2 separate regions of the Homo sapiens genome follow, and region 2 is linked to region 1. A link is a loop called in an ENCODE intact Hi-C map of the cell type or tissue named here. Cell type or tissue: sigmoid colon. All regions are shown on one strand. Links, peaks and the distances in the headings refer to the core of each region. The heading gives the core; the rest is flanking DNA.

Region 1 (5,469 bases), core at 385-2,884:
GAGCTTTACATGAAAAAAAAAAAAAGCCCACACCTAGGCCACACCCCAACCAATTAAATCAAAATCTCTGGGAGTGGGGCCCAGACATGGGTGTTTTTTTTAAATGCCTAGGTGATTTCAATGTGTTGAGATAATAAGGTTGAGAGCCACTGAATGGAGAATGCCATGTTTCTCAAAGCACTTTCACCTGCATTTTCTCATTGGCAGTGATATGTAGCTAATCAACCAGCTGCAATCGGCTTAATAGAACAGGCAATTAGAAAGTCACGGCAGATAAGGAAGATGTTTAGAGAATTTGGGGAAATTTAAAGGATAAGCGAATGTCACTTTTCAGTGAAGTATCATTAGAAGTACACAATGAGATCTCTCTTAAATTGAAGGCAAAATAAAGTTTCACTCCGGGTAGATCAAGCCTAGTTAAAGTTGCAGACCTGGCTCAGGGCGTGGGTTACTCTCCAGTCAGTGCCCTTGTCTGATGCAATGCCACCTCCTACCCCGGGCCTGCAAAGTCTCCCTGGAAGCCCAGGACTCTGCCTGCCTCTCAACGATCAAAACACGATAGTGTCTCATCCTGCAGGAAACTGATATTCCTTTGGAAGGAGCCTTAAGAACCTACCCACAGTTGTCTTCAACCAGAAGTTCCAATCTTTTGTCCTCTAAAAAGCAGTTTATTAACCTCACCTTTCTCTAGTTGCTGTCATCCCCCCTTTCTTCTCATGGACCCAGTGCATTAAAAAATCTCTGTTGGCCAGGCGCAGTGGCTCACGCCTGTAATCCCAGCACTTTGGGAGACCAAGGCAGGTGGATCACGAGGTCAGGAGATCAAGACCCTCCTGGCTAACACGTTGAAACCCCGTCTCTACTAAAAACACAAAAAATTAGCCAGGCATGGTGGTGGGCACCTGTAGTCCCAGCTACTCGGGAGACTGAGGCAGGAGAATGGCGTGAACCCGGGAGGCGGAGCTTGCAGTGAGCCGAGATGGCGCCACTGCACTCCAGCCTGGGGGACAGAGCGAGACTCCATCTCAAAGAAAAGAAAAAAAAAATCTCTATCAAGAAAATGACAAAAAGAATTCATTAGCAGTCCACATCCCTATTTTTATTTCTCTTCAATCCAGATCCAACCTCTGATCAGAACAAGAGGCTCACGCTGAGATGATACAATCCCAGCAAAGAATATTAACATTGTAGTTCGTTTGTATTAGATATATCAGATTTTTCTAAAATACTAAAAATAGGTTGCAGTTACCCCTGCCTGCATCTGGAGACCCCCAGCGTCTGGAGCTAGATGTATAATGCATCGCTCCCCCCGGGATTAGCAGCTTTCTAAAAAGGGTCAGTGCTTTAACCCACAGGACTAAGTTACTAGTGACTCGAAGAAGTTGAGGCACCAGGACAGGCCTAACAAGAAGACATAAAGACTTCTTAAATCACTGCACCTTGTCAACAACACACTTCCCAGAGGCAGCTGTGACCACAGAACTAACCAGTGACATTGCTGTTCCATGTAAAACCTAAAGCAATCAGCCGTTCTTCACAGTGGACGGTGGGAGGCATCCGTTGTTTCTTCTCTCCTGCCTGTGCAGCATCTCTTCCCATTTTCCACTGAGAGAACCTTGATTATTCTTTGGAATACTCCCCCCTCCCTAAAGCCCCGCCTCTGTTCATGTGGGGCTGTCTCTTGCTCTCTTAGCATCAAGGTGGGCATGAGACCTAGGCCTGGTGAGAATGTTTATTTTTGTTTACATTTATATATCTAAATCTAAGGCTTTTTTTAGCTATAAGAAACAAAGTTAGTTTACATTGGCATCCCCCAGTACTGGCCAGGAAAGAATCAAACCACTCCAGTCTTCCTCTTGGAGGTAAGAGCATGGCATTCAGCATAGTGTAGCGCCACCTAACGGCTGTGGGTGGAGAGTTCCCGGCTGAGACAAGACCTGCCGGTGCTTTGAAGTGAATGGTTCCTTGAGCCACAGATATTCAAGGTAGGCAAATAGAGAGTGTTTTTCTTTATATGTGTCTCCCAGCTAATAAAGCTAGATTAAATGGATAGAATTAAGATTTCACCACTTTGCAACTCTTGATGAAAATAATAGATTAGACAGTGGTCTTCAACAGCTGCCGAAAGTATTAGGTGCAAAGCTGATAGGAAAAGCGGTGTAATGGTAAGGCAAGGATAGAAAACAGCTAATCTTCTAATTAGCAGAAGAGACAGTCCAGGGACAGATCCGTACCTCAGCGTCATCTGACTTACAACAAAGATGCCATTGCAACGCAGCACTGCAGTGGGTGGGGAAGACTGCCTGGACACGTTGGTCTCCCTCACTCCATGTACAGAATCCCTTCTAGATAGATGGTAGACCAAAAGGGGAAAGTAAAATAACAAAGCTTCTAGAAGAAAACATAGGAGAATATCTTCACGACCGCGGGTAGATTTGTTAAACAGGACACAGAACAATAGCCTTAAAAGAAATATTGACAACGTGGACTTTCATTAAAATTGAGCCCTTCTCTTCATCAAAAGATGGCAATAAGAGGGTGAAGAAGCAAGGCAGTGGGAGGAGACTTTTATAATACATGTGTCTGACAAAGGACTCGGCCACAATGTCGAAGAACTGCTGTACTGCAAGCCAGTAGGAAAATGATAGACAACTCAATTTATTAAATGGGCAAAAAACTTGACAGGTACTTCACTGAAGACAAAAGATGTCCCAGCCCAGCGCAGTGGCTCACGCCTATAATCCCAGCACTTTGGGAGGCTGAGGCGGGTGGATCACGAGATCAGGAGATCGAGACCATCCTGGCTAACACGGTGAAACCCCGTCTCTACTGAAACTACAAAAAATTAGCCGGGCGCAGTGGCAGGTGCCTGTAGTCCCAGCTACTTGGGAGGCTGAGGCAGGAAAATGACGTGAACCCGGGAGGCGGAGCTTGCAGTGAGTCAAGATCGTGCCACTGCACTCTAGCCTGGGCGACAGAGCAAGACTCTGTCTCAAAAAGAAAATAATAATAATAATAATAATAATAATAATAATAAAGATGTCCCGAATAGCCAATGAGCATAGAAAAGTTACTCAATATTATTCATTTTTAGGCAAATCCACATTGAAACCAGGATCACATGCCACTGTGTACTCACCAGAATGGCTGAAATTTTAAAGACAGACAAATAAATGATAATCCCAAGTGTTAGTGAAGCTGTGGAGTAACTGGAACTCTTATACACTGTAGGAAGGAAGTAAATACTGTACAACCATTTGGAAACTGACAGCATTTACCAAAGCTAAACATATACGCAGTCTGAGGCTGAGCTCTTCTGTTCTTAGAGAAATGACTGCAGAAATGAATCATCTACCAAAAGATAAGCTTATCACAGGTTTACTCATAATATTTAAAAACTGGAAACAGCCCAAACATTCATCAGCTGTTGGATAAATTGTACAGTGGGTATTCATTCAGTGGAATTCTTCTTAGCAATATAAAACAATAAACTACCAATATAACACCGTGGGTGATTCTCACACAGACAACACAGAGTGAAATAAGCCAGTCTCAGAAGAAGACATAGTGTATGGTTCATTTACACAAAGCTGAAAAACAGGCAAAAACAATTGATGATGCTAGGCTTAAGAATGGATTCTCTTTGGTGATACTGATGGTATTGTTGAGGAAGGAACGTGAGGGAGCCTCTTGGGGACTGAACGTGGTTTGTATCTTGATCTGAATGGTGGTTACATGGTGTATGCATTGGTAAAAATTGACTGAGCTGTCTACTTACGGTCTTTATTGTAGGTATATTATACTTTAGTTAAAAAACTGATTCAGAATTTCATAATGGGCTGATCAAGCTGATATCCGAACACGATGATCTCTCTTAAAACCATAAAACAAGGGACAACCAGATATTTTTGGCTTGCTTCCTAATGAAAGTATACTTTAAGTATCCTTGTATAAATAAATCAATCTTGAATTCTTACCAAGCCCTGGAACTACCTACCGATTTACAGGAAATACAGAGTTAGAAAGCAGCATATTAAATAATATCACAGAGATGTGATGAATGAGAAAAATCTAGGATGTGGGACTCTCTACAGGACACAGATGAACTTGTTTCCTCAACAAATAAATTCTCAAGAAAAAAGAGAGAGCAAAGAGGAACTCACAGAGTAAAATAAATTTGCAAGACATACCAACCAAATCCAATCTGTGGACTTTGCCTAGATGTGGATTTTTTAAAAAGCATCTGTAAGAAACAATCTGAGAGTGGATTTTTTAAAAAAGCAGCTGTAAGAAACAATCTGGGAAACTGGAACACTGACTAGAAATTTGATAATTTTAAAACAGTAATGTTATTATTTTAGGTATGATAGTTATACTGTGTACTGTGTTTAAAAATAAAAAGGTCCCATGGCCGGGCGCGGTGGCTCACACCTGTAATCCCAGCACTTTGGGAGGCCGGGGCGGGCAGATCACTAGGTCAGGAGATTGAGACTATCCTGGCTAACACGGTGAAACCCCATCTCTACTAAAAAAATACAAAAAAATTAGCCGGGCATGGTGGCAGGTGCCTGTAGTCCCAGCTACTCGGGAGGCTGAGGCAGGAGAATGGCGTGAACCCAGGAGGCAGAGCTTGCAGTGAGCCAAGATCGCGCCACTGCACTCCAGCCTGGGTGACAGAGTGAGACTCCATCTCAAAAAAAAAAAAGGTCCCTTATCTCCTTGAGGAGAGAGTGACTGCAGAGTTGATGCAGGGATAGTGCGGGATGAGCCTGGACCATTATGTGGTTGCAGAGAGTAAAGAAATAAAACAGGCTGGGGACTTGTCAGAAAAGAACAAAAGAGCCAGCCTGACGGAGCTCCCACTGGCCAAAGCTGGAACAATGTGAACAAAATCAATATTAGTACCCTTGGATTTTAGCTGATAGAATAAAATTATTATGTATAAGCTCACACTGAAATAAACAAATCATAAAATAAATAAACAATAATAGGGAAGAAGAGACAGCTCTTTCTTAGTGTAGAATGTTGAAAGAGAGGGAAACAGGAAATCACCATTAGGCAAACACCACAGTGATAATTAATTGTTGCAGACAAGATCCACCAACGGATGCTCAAATCAGTGGGCGAGAAACAAAATATTTGCGTAGTCCCAAAATATCTTCCTCCCAGATATTTATTGACTGCAAAGAGAAAGATGATAACTTTATGGTGAGAAAATCTGGCAGACACCATCTTAACAAGTGAGCAAGTTAACATCACCAGTAATAAGACAGATGGACATCCTGAACCCCTGGGAGGAGGGAACATCCCCTCTCTGGTTTTCTTACCGAAATGCACGGCCTTGTTTCCAGTCATGAGAAGACATCAGACAAACCCAAATGAAGGGATGGTCTACATGTTATAGTTTGTGATGACTTCTCAGATTGCGGCTGGGGACGACAGCTACTTTCTACTTCTGTGTTCTACATT
Region 2 (5,469 bases), core at 1,063-3,562, 440 kb before region 1:
CGTCTCCATTGTAAATAGGGATTCTTTGTCTAGGGTTTGGGGTTTAAGCCTGTTAATTTAGTAGAACCTCATTTTTCTCTTCTACCCCTGGAAGATTTTTTTCCACTGAGGCTGTGATTCCTAGAGTCAGCCAGTATTTCTTGAGTTCTATTTATTGTGCACCTGGGTACACAAAATGAGTAAGATACGACCCTGGACCTTATGGACTGCTAGAGGAGAAAGATGTTACTGCAGTAGAGTACATGTTGTGTTGATTTCATTTTCTAGATATCTTTAGGTTCCGTCCCTTTGTTTCTGTCTTCTCTCATTGTGTCATTTGTTACTATGATTTCTGAAAACAATTTACCCAGTTTCCCTTGACATCAGTTGGACTCACACCGTATCTCCTCCAGTCCATTACTGTACACACAGAGGTGTTTGTGTTACCTCTTTGCCTAAGGTCCTTCCATTCCCAGCATCAGAATACACTGAAATCTTTAACATGTCATACTTCTTGTTGCAGTCTGTATTGTGCTTTTCCTTCTAGCCTTTTTACCTGCCATACCAAGAAGCACTTCTGTTCTTGCCATATGGGATAAGTTATACTTCCCTTAGAGTTCCCCTAGAGTTCTCCTATACTTTCCCTATAGTTTTTTTATAGTTCTCCTAAAGTTCCCCCATAGCTACCCTATATTTCCCCTATAGTTCTGTGCTCTCTCTTGGCTCCTGACTCTGAAGAGCTTCTCTTATTCACTAGACTTTTCCTCTTTATTCCCTGCCTAAGAAACTTCTGTGCATCCTGAAGCCTGGGCTTAAGCAGTGCTTCCTAGAAAGCTTGCACTGACAACATCTCCAGGACTATAGTTTGAATATTTGTCCCCTCCAAAACTCATGTTGAAATATTAATCACCAGTATTAAATCAGTATTTAATCTCCAGTGTCATTATTGAGAGGTGGGGCCTTTAAGAGGTGATTGGGTCATCATAGGAGAGCCCTCATTAATGGATTAATACATGTGTGGATTAGTGGATTAATGGGTTATCATGGGAGAGGGACCAGTGGCTTTATGAGAAGAGGAGAGACTTGAACTAGCACACTCAGCCCCCTCACCATGTGATGCCCTATGCTGCCTCAGGAATCTGCAGAGTCCCGGCCGGGCGTGGTGGCTCACGCCTGTAATCCCAGCACTTTGGGAGGCTGAGGCGGGCAGATCATGAGGTCAGGAGATTGAGACCATCCTGGTGAACACGGTGAAACCCCATCTCTACTAAAAATACAAAAAAAAAAAAAAAAATTATCCAGGCATGGTGGCGGGCACGTGTAGTCCCAGCTATTTGGGAGGCAGAGGCAGGGAGAATGGCGTGAACCCGGGAGGCAGAGCTTGCAGTGAGCAGAGATGGCGCCACTGCACTCCAGCCTGGGCAGCCAAGTGAGACTCCATCTCAAAAAAAAAAAGAGAATATGCAGAGTCCCCACCAGCAAGAAGGCCCTCACCAGATGAGGCCATTTGACCTGGGCTTCTTAGCCTCCATTACTGAAAGAAATAAATTTCTTCATAAATTTTAGTTTCAGATATTCTGTTATAAGCAACAGAAAACAGACTAAGACATCCAGTCAGGTCTTCTCCTCTGTGCTATGGGAGGCAGTTCATTGCTCTGTATTGTAATTATTGCCTTGTCTGTTTTTTTTTCTAGCCAGACAATAAGCTCAATTAGGTAAATGATGGTTCTTTTAATTTTATGCTCTCTTATATGATATAGTGTGTGCCCCATAAAAGACTGTCACTGAATATTGGTTGAACGAATGCCTGAATCCATGCACACATGAATGGTTTAATACAAAATGGCCTGCAGATTTGAGTAAGATGTGTGATTTGCTATTCCTGTGTAGATTCTAAGCTAAAACGATTGCTGCTTGGTTTCTCCTCCCTATGTACTATTTCTCTTGAAGCTGAAGCTGACTTTTCATGTGATTAAGTACAGGAGTTAAAAATTTATTAAAGGCTCATTCCTGAGCATTCATATGACTCACTAGAGTCACGCAGGGCTCCTAGTCCGAGGCTGTTTATTTTATAGGGCCCATCTGTGGCATGAAGACAGTGCTACTGTGAGTCATACTCCTCTCAGCATATGCATAAATCCAAAAAGGAGGGTTTCTTTTACTTGAGTGCCCTCAGTATAGCCTTGAATAGTTGTGAGGGGTCAGTAAGTGCAAACTTGAAATTGTTTTTGAATAAACATTCTTTTGATAGATGCTTCTGTTTGGAAAAATATTAGGAGATTATTACAAAAGGATATTATTACAGGATTCATGCCGCAAGTAAATAGATAAATAAATGGATAGATAGCCCTAAGGCCTCTTTGGTTGTTGTTAGCAAACAAATACTTACAGATATGCAATCTGCCTTTATGGCTTAATTTCTTTTCCCTTCAAAAACCAGAGATGTGGTTCTTTTTCAGTTTGGAAAGAAGACTAGGGAGTAGTATGTCTAAGATTATCCTTAGGGCTAGAATTTGCTTATTTCCTGGGGTGGGGTGAGAATCAGAGACTGAATATCTATGGAAAGCAGAGAGGAACCTTTCTCCTGTTGTATTATTAATGCTAAATTTGGTTTTGTTTCATTTTTTAACTTCTTGATGCTGTCTATGAGAACAAATTTAGGGCATTTAGTGAAAAAAACACACACAGACTTATGTGGGACTTTATTTTCTGACTTACGGCATTGTGTGGTATAAACAAGACTGTTTTACAGATAATACTAAAGATAATGTTGATGGAACTGTTCTTCCCCACTCGTGATGTTTCCTTCCAAGTGGCAGGAACTGTACTATTGCAGCACTCCTGTCTGCTTTCTCACTGCCCAAGCTGAAGCTGCCTGGGAGGAAGGGCTGAGCATGCCTAGCCCAGCCCCTTCTTTGGGGAGCTGACTGCCTATGGGAACCCTCTCCCTCCATCCTGTGAGTTTTACAGCAGCACTGAACATATGGGAGGCCTTGTGGTTTTCTAGGGTGGCCTGGGACTGGGTTAGTGAGTCTGTTTATTCTGTGCTTCAGGATTAGCAAGCCCATTGTTCCTGCACTCTTAAGTCATATTCCTCAGTCTCAGGTTTATCAGTAATAAAGGTGGTACTTTGATAGCCGCTCTGCCTTTCTCCTTGAATTCATCACTCAGGTGTTCCGGCGCTTGGGCGGGGCTGCATGGTGGAATTGTTATGGCTGTGTCCTTGCGTATGCCTGTGGGTTCTCCCAGCAGCCCTGACAGTGGGTGGTATCATCTCCTCTTTACAGATTAGGAAGTGAGGCTCTATGAAGGTTAACCACTCTGGATGATCACTATAGGTTTGGCATACTGGTCAGGCTAACTCCCAAACTTGTGTCCCTTAGGTGATTCGGCCAATGAAAATATCACAGATAAAAGCTTTTAAAGGACTTTGCATAGTATAAATCACTGGGTAATACAGATGAGTTTGATTCCTTTGTAGGCTAGCATTTTCATAGCTATGAATGTAAACATTTTAATATAGCCTGCAAGTCCCTGAGCACACAGGTGCTTGCCCACCTCCCTAGCTCCACTGGCTGCCTTAACTTCATCCAAAGCCTTCATCTCTTTCTCACCATCTTGAGCTTCCTGTAGCGTTTCCTATAACTAGAATGCTCTTCCCCTCTCACCCTTCCCCTTTGCCTGGTTAGCTTCTGTTTACCCTTCAGATCTCAACTCACATGTCACTTCCTCAGACTAGCCTCCCACAGCCACTATATCTGCAGTTTGTCTGCAATGGGGTTTCTGCTAGCCAGCTCATCTTTCCTAAACCACCCTGGCCATCGTTTCTGATTATGTATTCACTCTAAACCTATACACCCCAAACAACTGCAGGCCCATAAGCCCAGCCACCACTTTTCTTTTGGGTACCATTGTGATCATGCTATCTTGACATAGTGATAGCTCCTGGTTGGGATGCCAAGAGTGGTTGCTGAGTGAATAACGGACATAGTGCTTGGGCATTACGCTTGGCATAATGATCATGTATTAGCCTTGAGGTCTTTGTCCATTGTTTTTTACTAATACTTATAAATAACATGTTAAAGATAGCCTCTTTCCTGATTATAAAATACACACACACACACACACACACACACACACACACACACACACACACAGGTTTCCGCTTTCAGGGCTAGATATTTGTCCATATTCGTATTTGTCTATGGGGGACTGTTGGTGTGAGAAACTTTATATATATGTGTGTGTATATATATTATATATAGAGAGAGAGAGAAAGAGAGAGAGAAGAGAGAGCACAAGAGCAAGAGCACATACAAGAGAGAGAACTAAAATCTCTAACCTGCTTTTGAGACTTTAAATCTCTAACCTGCTTTTGAAGCCACGAGGTTTGAGGCTTTAAACTATTGGAAGCATAGAATGGATTTCCAAGTGTGCATAACTAAAAGGGTTACTTAATATATGGGGATAATAAAAGACCATATATGGGGATAATAAAAGACCAAACTGCCCCAGCTGTGGAACTTTGTTTATGTGGTCCTGGGGATATGGGATGTAGAGAGGAACCTCTCTTGTTACGTATGAATGTCATTTAATAGTTACTAGGCACCTAATTCTGTTTGGTTTTGTATATCCAGGAAGAACGTCAAAAGGGTTGAACTATTCTTTTAGTCCTGTTCAATAGGGAGTACTCTAAAACCTAACTTATAGTTGAATGTTATTCTTAATACAGTGTTTATTACTTCATTTATAAAATGAGGTCAGTAATAGGATAGTGGGTGAGCTACTTTTATTTCCTAGTCAAGCATACAAATAAGAGAAAGTGCTATAAGACCAAATGTGGATAGTTTGAAAACAAGGTAACAAGTTTTCTGTATTTTTACTCCCCTGTTGCACTAATTAACATAATATTTTGAAGAGGCAAAAACAAAAAATGTCTTCACACTTAATTTTGCATCGCTCAGTCTTTAAGGTGTTGATCATGGCAGAATTTTAGTTTCCTGCTCAGCTATTCTCCTGGTACAACTGCCCATGGGTAATAAGCAACTGCACCAAGGTCTGCATGAAAACAGCATGGATAATATACCATTGGGTGTCTGACTGTTTTGCTCTGACAGCTTATATTGCTTCTTTTTGTCCTCCCCACCCCACTTGATACAGGGCATTGATGTGCGAGATGCTCCTCTGAAGGAAATCAAGGTGACCAGCTCCCGACGCTTCATTGCTTCATTTAATGTTGTGAATACCACCAAACGAGATGCTGGAAAGTACCGCTGCATGATTCGCACTGAAGGAGGTGTTGGAATATCAAACTATGCAGAGTTGGTAGTTAAAGGTATTTAATGTGTTTTTATACCAGAATATTCTTCTAAAGTAGATATGTTAGGTGTTGTTAGTTCATTATCCCTTTAAAGCTCAAACTTACCCTTGTCTGTTTCTGAGCAGTGGTTTGATGACAGGCTATTTTGATGGATTGCATTTTAAGTACAA

What was found. A loop is a pair of places that touch in the nucleus more often than their neighbours do. Peaks named below come from ENCODE experiments on the same cell type or tissue, not always from the same donor. Only the 100,000 strongest peaks of a DNase experiment are listed, where the experiment ranks them.
Region 2: a loop joins it to region 1, with 3 times the contacts of the local background. A loop is called at or near these places in 3 of 110 quality-filtered maps.

Annotation. Positions count from the first base shown.
Region 1 is chr18:8,387,934-8,393,402 of GRCh38, forward strand. The region is part of intron 31 of PTPRM (protein tyrosine phosphatase receptor type M); the gene reads left to right. Among named protein-coding and RNA genes, the nearest start is that of RAB12, 220 kb to the right of the region's middle. In sigmoid colon, for the core only: CTCF peaks have their summits at 1,892 (motif pointing left) and 2,096; a DNase peak (open chromatin) is centred at 1,888.
Region 2 is chr18:7,944,042-7,949,510 of GRCh38, forward strand. It overlaps PTPRM (protein tyrosine phosphatase receptor type M), which reads left to right. Exons shown (of 33, transcript NM_001105244.2): 6 at 5,140-5,314. Among named protein-coding and RNA genes, the nearest start is that of PTPRM, 380 kb to the left of the region's middle. In sigmoid colon, for the core only: no CTCF peak of the experiment used is centred there; a DNase peak (open chromatin) is centred at 2,050; H3K4me3 peaks cover 1,068 bases; H3K27ac peaks cover 617 bases.